2 separate regions of the Homo sapiens genome follow, and region 1 is linked to region 2. A link is an interaction called in ENCODE POLR2A ChIA-PET data of the cell type or tissue named here. Cell type or tissue: OCI-LY7. All regions are shown on one strand.

Region 1 (4,000 bases), 240 kb before region 2:
AAGACTTCATGGGTGCTAGGCGCTCTCACTTTTTGAAGTAACTGGTCCATATAACATCAAGACTTATTAAGTATCATCCATATCTCACACTAAATATAATTTTGAATTAAAATTTTCAAAGGGTTTTTGCTTTCAAAATTATTTCCAATTGTATATTTTATTTTGAAGCCAATACTTTTCGATATCTCGGGGATTTTCACAAGACTCTTGGAAGGAAACAGGCCTTAGTATTGGACCTAGAGTGCTAATAGAGAAAACAGCCCTACTTTAAGAAGTTCCTAATGCGCAAGGGAGACAAACACACACACACACACACACACACACACACACACACACACACACAGAGACAACAAACGCATACTTGTAAGTCACAAGTTACTAATATGCTATGGGTACCATAGAAAAGGATGACCAGCTCAGTTGGGATAAGGGTGCAGCTTCTAGAGAGGGGGAAGAAGGAGAGGAAATCTGAAAGGAGGATCGTGGCATATTTGGAACAATATGAAAAATACAGTGTGCTCTGAATAGAGACAAGAAGGAACGTTTTCTGGAAAGGTCATTAGGTCCAGATATTGAATGACATTGCATGCCAGGCTAGGGAATTTGCACTGTATCTTGTAATCAATAGGGGGCCATTAAGTGATTTTAATCCAGGGAATGATTACACCTGTATTTTGAAAGATACCTTCTATGTAGAGAGGGATGGGAGGCTGAGGAGGAAAAGGGCTGGAGTCAGGAGGATCAGTTAAGAGACTGCCACAGAGTGCTCAGGAGCTGATAAGAGTCAGGGAAAAGAGTATAGAGAAGAGGAAGCAGAACTCAGGAGAAGGAAAAGAGAGTGAGCAGGAGTCGAGAATACTTCAGAGGTCAGGCGCACGGGCTTTGGCATCAGTGTTCCCCTTTTAAAGGAAGAAATGAGCGTTACTTGCCTCTATAAACGTCAGTTAAGGTCTAGCTGCCTTCTAAGGAAAGACCAGCAAAGAGCTAATTTCAGAAGTTAAAGGGCAAAGGACACATACATTCTGCAATATGACTCAAGAGGGTTTTCCGTAGCACCCAATTGTACCAAAAATATAATTAGGACACCTGTCCACCAGTCCCCTCAGAGCTTTGCTATGCAGTGTTGTTGACCAGCAGTCTTGACAATCCCTGGGAGATTACTAAAAATGCAGAATCTCAAACTCACACGAGACCTACTAAGTCAGAAAGTGCATTTTAACAAGAGACTCAGATAATTCCTACGCATATTAATTTGAGGAGCGCTGGCCTGGAGTATATTAATTCCAATCATTCTTTTATATCACAGTCATAAACACAAGACTAACAGCTAAACCAAAGGAGATCCTAGAAAGAGAAATATTCCTAGATAACTTGTTTTGAGGAAACTGGTGAATCTTGGTGTAATGGGATAAAGAAGATCATGAATCCTAGCCACCAAATTAGGCCAGTTTCCAGGAATAAACATGTTTAAAAACAAATTTTTAAAAATTCAAGGTTGCAGGAAGATAAATTGATGTGGCTCATGGATAAAATCAATAGGAAACTGAATGTATCATTCTTCCTTAAGTTGCAAACAACGAGCAATGCACAGATGAAAAATAACAACAACCAATGCACAAATGAAAAATCCTCTCCCAAAGCAGCTAGCTGACTGTAACCAATGCAAATAGATTATTCTGCACTTAATTGCAAAAATGACTACTTCTAGCCAGCGCTCTCACCCTTAGTGGGGTCTGTCAGTTCACAAGCGGTAGCACCCTAGCTGAATTTTTGCTTACTTGGTTTTATTGTTACTGTGTGTTTTGTGTTTGTGAGCATTAGGCCAGTGAAGACAAAAACAGCAAATAGAGAAATAAAGCAAGTGTTCCAAAATGAAAACTGAAAAGAGGCTGCAGAGGTTTGTTATAGAAGTGATGAAATTCAGCTATATGATTTGAAGGCAGGAAAAAAATAAAAGCTATCTTACCCATTACAACAGGCCTTTTCACTCTGGCTAGCAGATAAAAATTGCTGTAAAAATATAGGTAACAGCATAAACCAAAGTTTAAGAGAAATAACAAGAGTCTTAAGCTTGAGGCAGAAAGAATCAGGCTTGGAATGAGCCTCATAGAATGTCCAGGAGAAGAAAAAGTAAACACCAGTTTCATTTCACACAGCCTCTTAATGAATATCCATGGATCAGCCTGGACTGCTGGCCCTGTTCTCAGTCACTGGAGTCAGCGTGCCTTGTGCCATCCGGATATAGGCTAACAGCATCGTTAGCAGCTGCTCACAGGGGGAAGTAACACTTACCTTGAAACCAGAGAATTCACCTCAGAGTGAAAGGCTCAGTGTGGGGGAGGTTCTTTCCTATCACTCTGAAAATTTATATACCTAGGACTTCAATTTGTTTCAGTTTTCCAGTAAACTTTTTTTCTGGTTGGAGGTGGGCAGGGAGAGAGAGCCAGCAACAAAATGGCCATTGCCATGTTCTAGTTCCTATTGTTTGTGTTCCTTAACATATGGCAATTGCAATAGGTTCACACTTACTCCTTCCTCTAAAAAGTTTGTTCTTATATGAAAGCTGTTAGCTGTTCTTACCACTGGTATGTCCAGATGCCTTCATTGCAATGGGAGCAGATCTCTGAACAGTTTTCTGCTGGGTTACTAAGTGCAGTTTCAGAGAGAATAACATTCTGAATTTTGGTCTCTTAAAAAAGTCGTTAGGTTTATGGGCAGTCATGCTTGTCACATTTAGAGTGTGAATTACGTACTTCCTGGAAACCCAGTTAAGCCCTCACAATTGTGCACAGCCATAATTTCTGCAGAACAAGCACCAACAATTGAGGCACTTTATTACGACTACTTTTCATGTATAAGATGCCAAAATCAACACTTCCAACTTTATACGGTAGTTTTTCTTTTTAAAAAAGTTTTTTTTTAATAAAGAAAAAAATAATCTAATGGGCTACTTGCTGTTCTATTCACTTTTTAGATTTGCCAATTTTTGAGTGACTGCCAGCACCAGGGACTCTTTGTAGCACCTTATACTTGGGATATAATAAAATCATGAAATGATTAAAAATACTGTGAGTGTAACTGCAGAAGGAACTATATATTCTGGGCCCCAAGGAAGGCCATTTCTTTGCAGAATCAGACAGACTCCATTTATGTTATTAAATTGTAGCACTATTCACTGTCCAGACTGGAAGCTTCCTGACATGTCAAAAGCACTAAATATGTCCAAAGCACACATTAGAACCTTAACCTTTAGAATGCTGGTATTCTCTAGCACTGTAACCAGAGGAGCATAGGAGTTAGTGTATCCAGTTCTATGACATCTTTTAAATGTCAAAAATGTTTATCTGTCAGAAAATGTTTATTTTTATCACTAATTCACCAGTGAATGAAAAAAGTATGAAGAATGTAGGGCTTGTACACAGAGTAAATTATTAGTATAAATGACAGGACCAAGTAATATTAATAGTAATAAAAGCAGCAGTTAAATGCTGCTGCTTTGAACCTTAGCTCTATGCCAGGCCACCCTTTTAAGGGTGTTTGTTGGTTGTTTTGCATACATCTGCATTCTCAAACGTTGTCACATGCATCAGCATCACCTGGAGGGCCTGTCTGCTGGGCCCTTCCCAGGGTTTCAGATTCAGCAGGTGCGAGGTGGGGCCCAGGCGTTTGCATGCCTAGTAAGCTCACAGGTGATGCTGACACTGCTGATCCAGGGTCTATGCTCTGAGAATTGGCATACGTAATCTAATTGAATCCTTTACCAACCATCAAAGTATTTGCCTATTTTATAGATGAGGAAACTGAGGCTTACAGCAGGGCTCTTCCACAGACTAACCGGATAAACTTGGGAAGGTTACTTAACTTCTCAGGCCTCTGAGGGTGATCATTTCCATGAGGACTTTTCTCATGGCCAGATCGTGTCCTTTCCATGTAAACGACCCCCTGACTTTATCCGAATGTTAATCCATGTCCCTTTTTTTCTGCTGCCCATTACTAGTAC
Region 2 (4,000 bases):
GTCCCAAAATACTTCAAGATAATCAACTTTTAAAATCACTGTATTATCATGCTGCATAGCCTTTTTCTACTAGCAAGAACTGAACTCTGAAGGGAAGGGTGTCAGGCAAGCAAAAAAGGAAGGAAGAACTCTGGCAGATATTGCTCCCAGATAAAGGCTTTGAAAAGATCCTTACGATAACAAATTTAGCAGGTAGACTGAGAAAGAAAGGTTTCATTTTTTTGTTTCTTGAGCCAGTGATAATCCACCCTCTATGTTATCTACCAAAATGCAAAATGTAACTAAATTCCTAGACCTGTCCCGATGCTGGCCTGGCAGTGACTGATGGCGGTAACTTCATTTAGCCAGGCAGCTCTGCTCCCAAAGTCAAACGTGTTGAAAACACTAGCTAATAAAGGCCTGGGTTTTAAAGCACTTCCCTTCCATCTCTCTGGGTAGATTTTTTAGGATTTATTTTATTTTATTTATTATTTTCTGGTAACTAGGTAACTACACGCACCAGACACAAGCACCAAATACTCCTCTAAGGTGGTGGTATCTCTTGGATCATCTTCAGAGGAGCCAATCTCATTCACCCCAAGTCAGCAGTTCCACATGAGGCCCTCTGACTGTGACCCTTAAAAAGTCTTCCTACTTCTAAAGGACTTCACTTTTTGTCTGAAAGTCTTACTTTGACAGCTTGTAATTTGTTTAGTCAATTACACAATTTTCATGCTGTAGGAAATCCCCATATTCAAATACAAACTACCAAATGGAGACAATACATTTTCATGAATGTATTGTTTTAAATTTTCACGAAAATCATGGCCATAATATCAACACAGTTTGGCTTAGCATCAAGAAACATAATCATGTATAAACCTGTGAAGTCAAGAAAGAAACTTGTGGGTTGAGGTACCTTTTAGGTAAGTATGTGTTAGTTAAAATGAAAGATGTAAAAGGAAGGTGTTTATTCTCAATGTAGGCAAAGAGAAATCAGCCATCCTACACCTACAAACCAAGACAGTTAGTTAAGGGAAAAAAGATAAAGAGAGTATTTTATGCAAAGGTAACCAGCTGAAGGCTGATAGGCAGAACCACTTTCTTCCTCAGTTTCACTGGAGAATCATCAGTCTTCCAGTCCCATCAGGATTAAGCTGAAAAGTAATAAGAAATGAGGGCAATAGAGAGGGAGTGGGAGAGCAATTGAGGAAGAACAACCTAAAGACAAAACAGTGTGGAGTTTGAATCTGATGCAAGAAGTAAGAATTTGAGATTAGGTTTCTGAATGGGAAATGTTATGATCCTGTCCTGAAAAGAATTAGAATTGCAGTAGCTAGCAGAGGACTAGAGTAGGGGGAACTGGCTAGGAGCCTCCTGTTAGCAAAACACAGTTTGGAGAGGGCACTGATGTTTCCAGAGAATGTCACTTAGAAACAATCAGCCCCATTTTATTTCAGTGCAAGCAGGAAAGCTAAGGAGGGGAAAAAAGACTCCAAATTTAGGGGCCTTGGAGACCAGGATGTCAATGGTGTCATTGGTAATAATGGAGACTTTGAGAAAAGTTGATACCTACTGCAAAAAGATTAAAGGTTCAAATTTTTTAAACGTTAACTTTTAGGTTAATCCCAGCCAAGTGGAGATATGGCACAGACAATGGGAGTCAGGGAACTGGAGAACCCTTTGTTTTCAGGCAGATTCTTCCCACCTCCTCTAGGGACGGCATAACTCAATTCCAACTAGACACTGCAGTCCAGTGCTGGACAGCCAACGAGGAATCAGAGCACCTACCTTCCCAAGGAAGTCTGCCAAGAGCAAGATACTTATTCTAGGCATTTTTAAAAGTCTATGTCACTGGAATATCAACTTCAAACACTGAGTAGCATTTAAATATATATCACAGCACTTTCATTTCAAGCCTATTTAACATTTCTGAAATACCTAGATCAAAATGTTAGGTCAAATGCCTGTATTCCAGTAAAACATCTACTAAAAGAAAAAATTTCTCCCACCTTATCTCCCTTAAGATAATCACCTCATTCAAGACACCTGTCAGTCATAACAGGTTTTTCTCAGTGCTGGGTTTTTCTCAACCTTAACACCAAGTTTCTTTTGAGTAATAATAAAGGCCACACGTCATTTGAGCTGTGCATTTGTATAAATATCTACATCGCCCTTTTTTCTAACCCTAGTTCAAGGCCAACTGCACCAAAGCTTTTGAGAACCAGCACTTGGAAGATCTTCAAAGAGAAACTGCCCATTAACCACAACAGCAGCTGCTGGCTAGAGCCTGCAATTTAAATCTCTGAAAAAGAAACTGTGGCTTCTGAAATTTAAACAAGGAGGTGCCACTTGTAATTACAAACATTCCAGTGGGTTCCTTCCTTCATTGATGGTTTCCAAACTAAGGCTTTTTATTCGATTTTGCTGGTGCTCCCCAAATCGTGAATGTAGGCATTCCTTTGTGCTTTTCTTGTGGCCTGGTCAACTCAGAGGGGGCGGTGCAGGGGGCAGGTTTTCACCTGTCCAGGGCCATTCGGACCCCTCAAAATCATCTCATGCATAATTCCCTGTTTGTCTGGAAACAAAAAAACCAAATGTTAAATGCTTCAGATTTATAGTCCATATTTAATGAAATTTTTGAGAAAGAGCCTCAAAAAAAAAAAAAAAAACCCTCACATTTCATGAACCTTGGAAAACGGAACAATTTTCAGAAAAACCAAAGACTTTTTGAAATTAACACTGAAGCATTCCAACATTTCTAGCTGAAGTTAAAAATTCACATTTTAAATCAATGGAGCAAATATTAAGAAGTAAAGGTAGTAACCTTTTCTCTCCCCACCATCCTTCACCACCATCCCACAAAAATAAGGCCCAAATACTTACAGCCTGATGCATGAGTTTCCCACACCAAAGAAGGCATTTTGTGATCACTTCAGTTACAGAATAGCGGCTGAAATTAGCACTTAGCCAGTTCGAAATGGAAAGAGACATTTTTATTTTAAGCAATATATTCACAAAATGCAAAGGTATTTATACCATGGAGGCCTTTAAAGACAAATATACGAATGGGGTATCTCATAGTCATCAAACTAACATGAGCCTTTCCTACAGAAGTCCTCACATGGACGGTAATCATTATGGGAACAATTGGAAATGGCCAGTCTCGCCAACGGTGCTTTCCAGCGCACGCCACAGTTGAGGGACTAGCTACAATTACTGCATATTTACACAACTGTATTTGCACAACAATAAAACTCATCTTATCCGATCCAAACAAAACCTTGCTCAAAATAAACCAAACCATAGGAGAAGGTCTCCTCAGTAGAAGCAATAATCGTGCTGTAGCTTCTCTGGCCTCTGCCTTTGCTTTCACCAACTGCAACAAGCCTTCATTCTCTCTTCCTCAGTAAAGCTAAGGCAAAAATTCGGTACATCCAGGTGAGAATACTGTGCGTACGGCCAGATAATAATACTGTGATAAGGAGTGGAAAAAGAGGGGCTGTATCTTAGAAATCATTCTAAAAGTAATTATGGAAGAAATGATAGGATGTTCAGGATTTATTTAAAGTAATCTGAGGAAAGGAAGAAGCACAGAGGGGATAGAGCGACCAGGGGTGGATAATTATTGAAACTGGGTGATTTGCATGCATGGTTAAATATGGTATTCTTCCCACTTTGTATACATATTTGAAATTTTCCATAATAAAATGGGAAAAAAGAAAAATCTGATCAATGTAAAAAAAAAAGTCATCCTTCGAAAATAAAACTTTTTTTTCTTTAAAAAACAACAAAAAAAATTCTCAGCTTTTTCTTGGTTTCATGAAAAGAGGCAAGTTCCTGGTAAGAAAATCAAGCTCTGTTCTTGTTCTTAAGAACATTTCCTTTTTTCCTTAGTTATACAGAACCAGTTCTACTGCTAATATTAATCCTTGAAAAGACAAATAAAAAACTGTAGAAATCTAAATCTGAGCCTTCAGAAGCCTGGTTTTTGCATATCAGACTTATTCCAATGACACAA

The links. Peaks named below come from ENCODE experiments on the same cell type or tissue, not always from the same donor. Only the 100,000 strongest peaks of a DNase experiment are listed, where the experiment ranks them.
Region 1: POLR2A ChIA-PET joins it to region 2 with 7 read pairs; 1 of 35 experiments calls an interaction of 5 or more read pairs at or near these places.

Annotation. Positions count from the first base shown.
Region 1 is chr11:115,254,252-115,258,251 of GRCh38, forward strand. All of the region lies in intron 1 of CADM1 (cell adhesion molecule 1), which reads right to left. Among named protein-coding and RNA genes, the nearest start is that of CADM1-AS1, 140 kb to the right of the region's middle. In OCI-LY7, no CTCF peak of the experiment used is centred here; DNase peaks (open chromatin) are centred at 2,270, 2,750 and 3,620; H3K4me3 peaks cover 1,869 bases; H3K27ac peaks cover 2,109 bases.
Region 2 is chr11:115,495,342-115,499,341 of GRCh38, forward strand. All of the region lies in intron 1 of CADM1 (cell adhesion molecule 1), which reads right to left. Among named protein-coding and RNA genes, the nearest start is that of CADM1, 7.1 kb to the right of the region's middle. In OCI-LY7, a CTCF peak has its summit at 1,689; a DNase peak (open chromatin) is centred at 2,220; H3K4me3 peaks cover 1,118 bases; H3K27ac peaks cover 721 bases.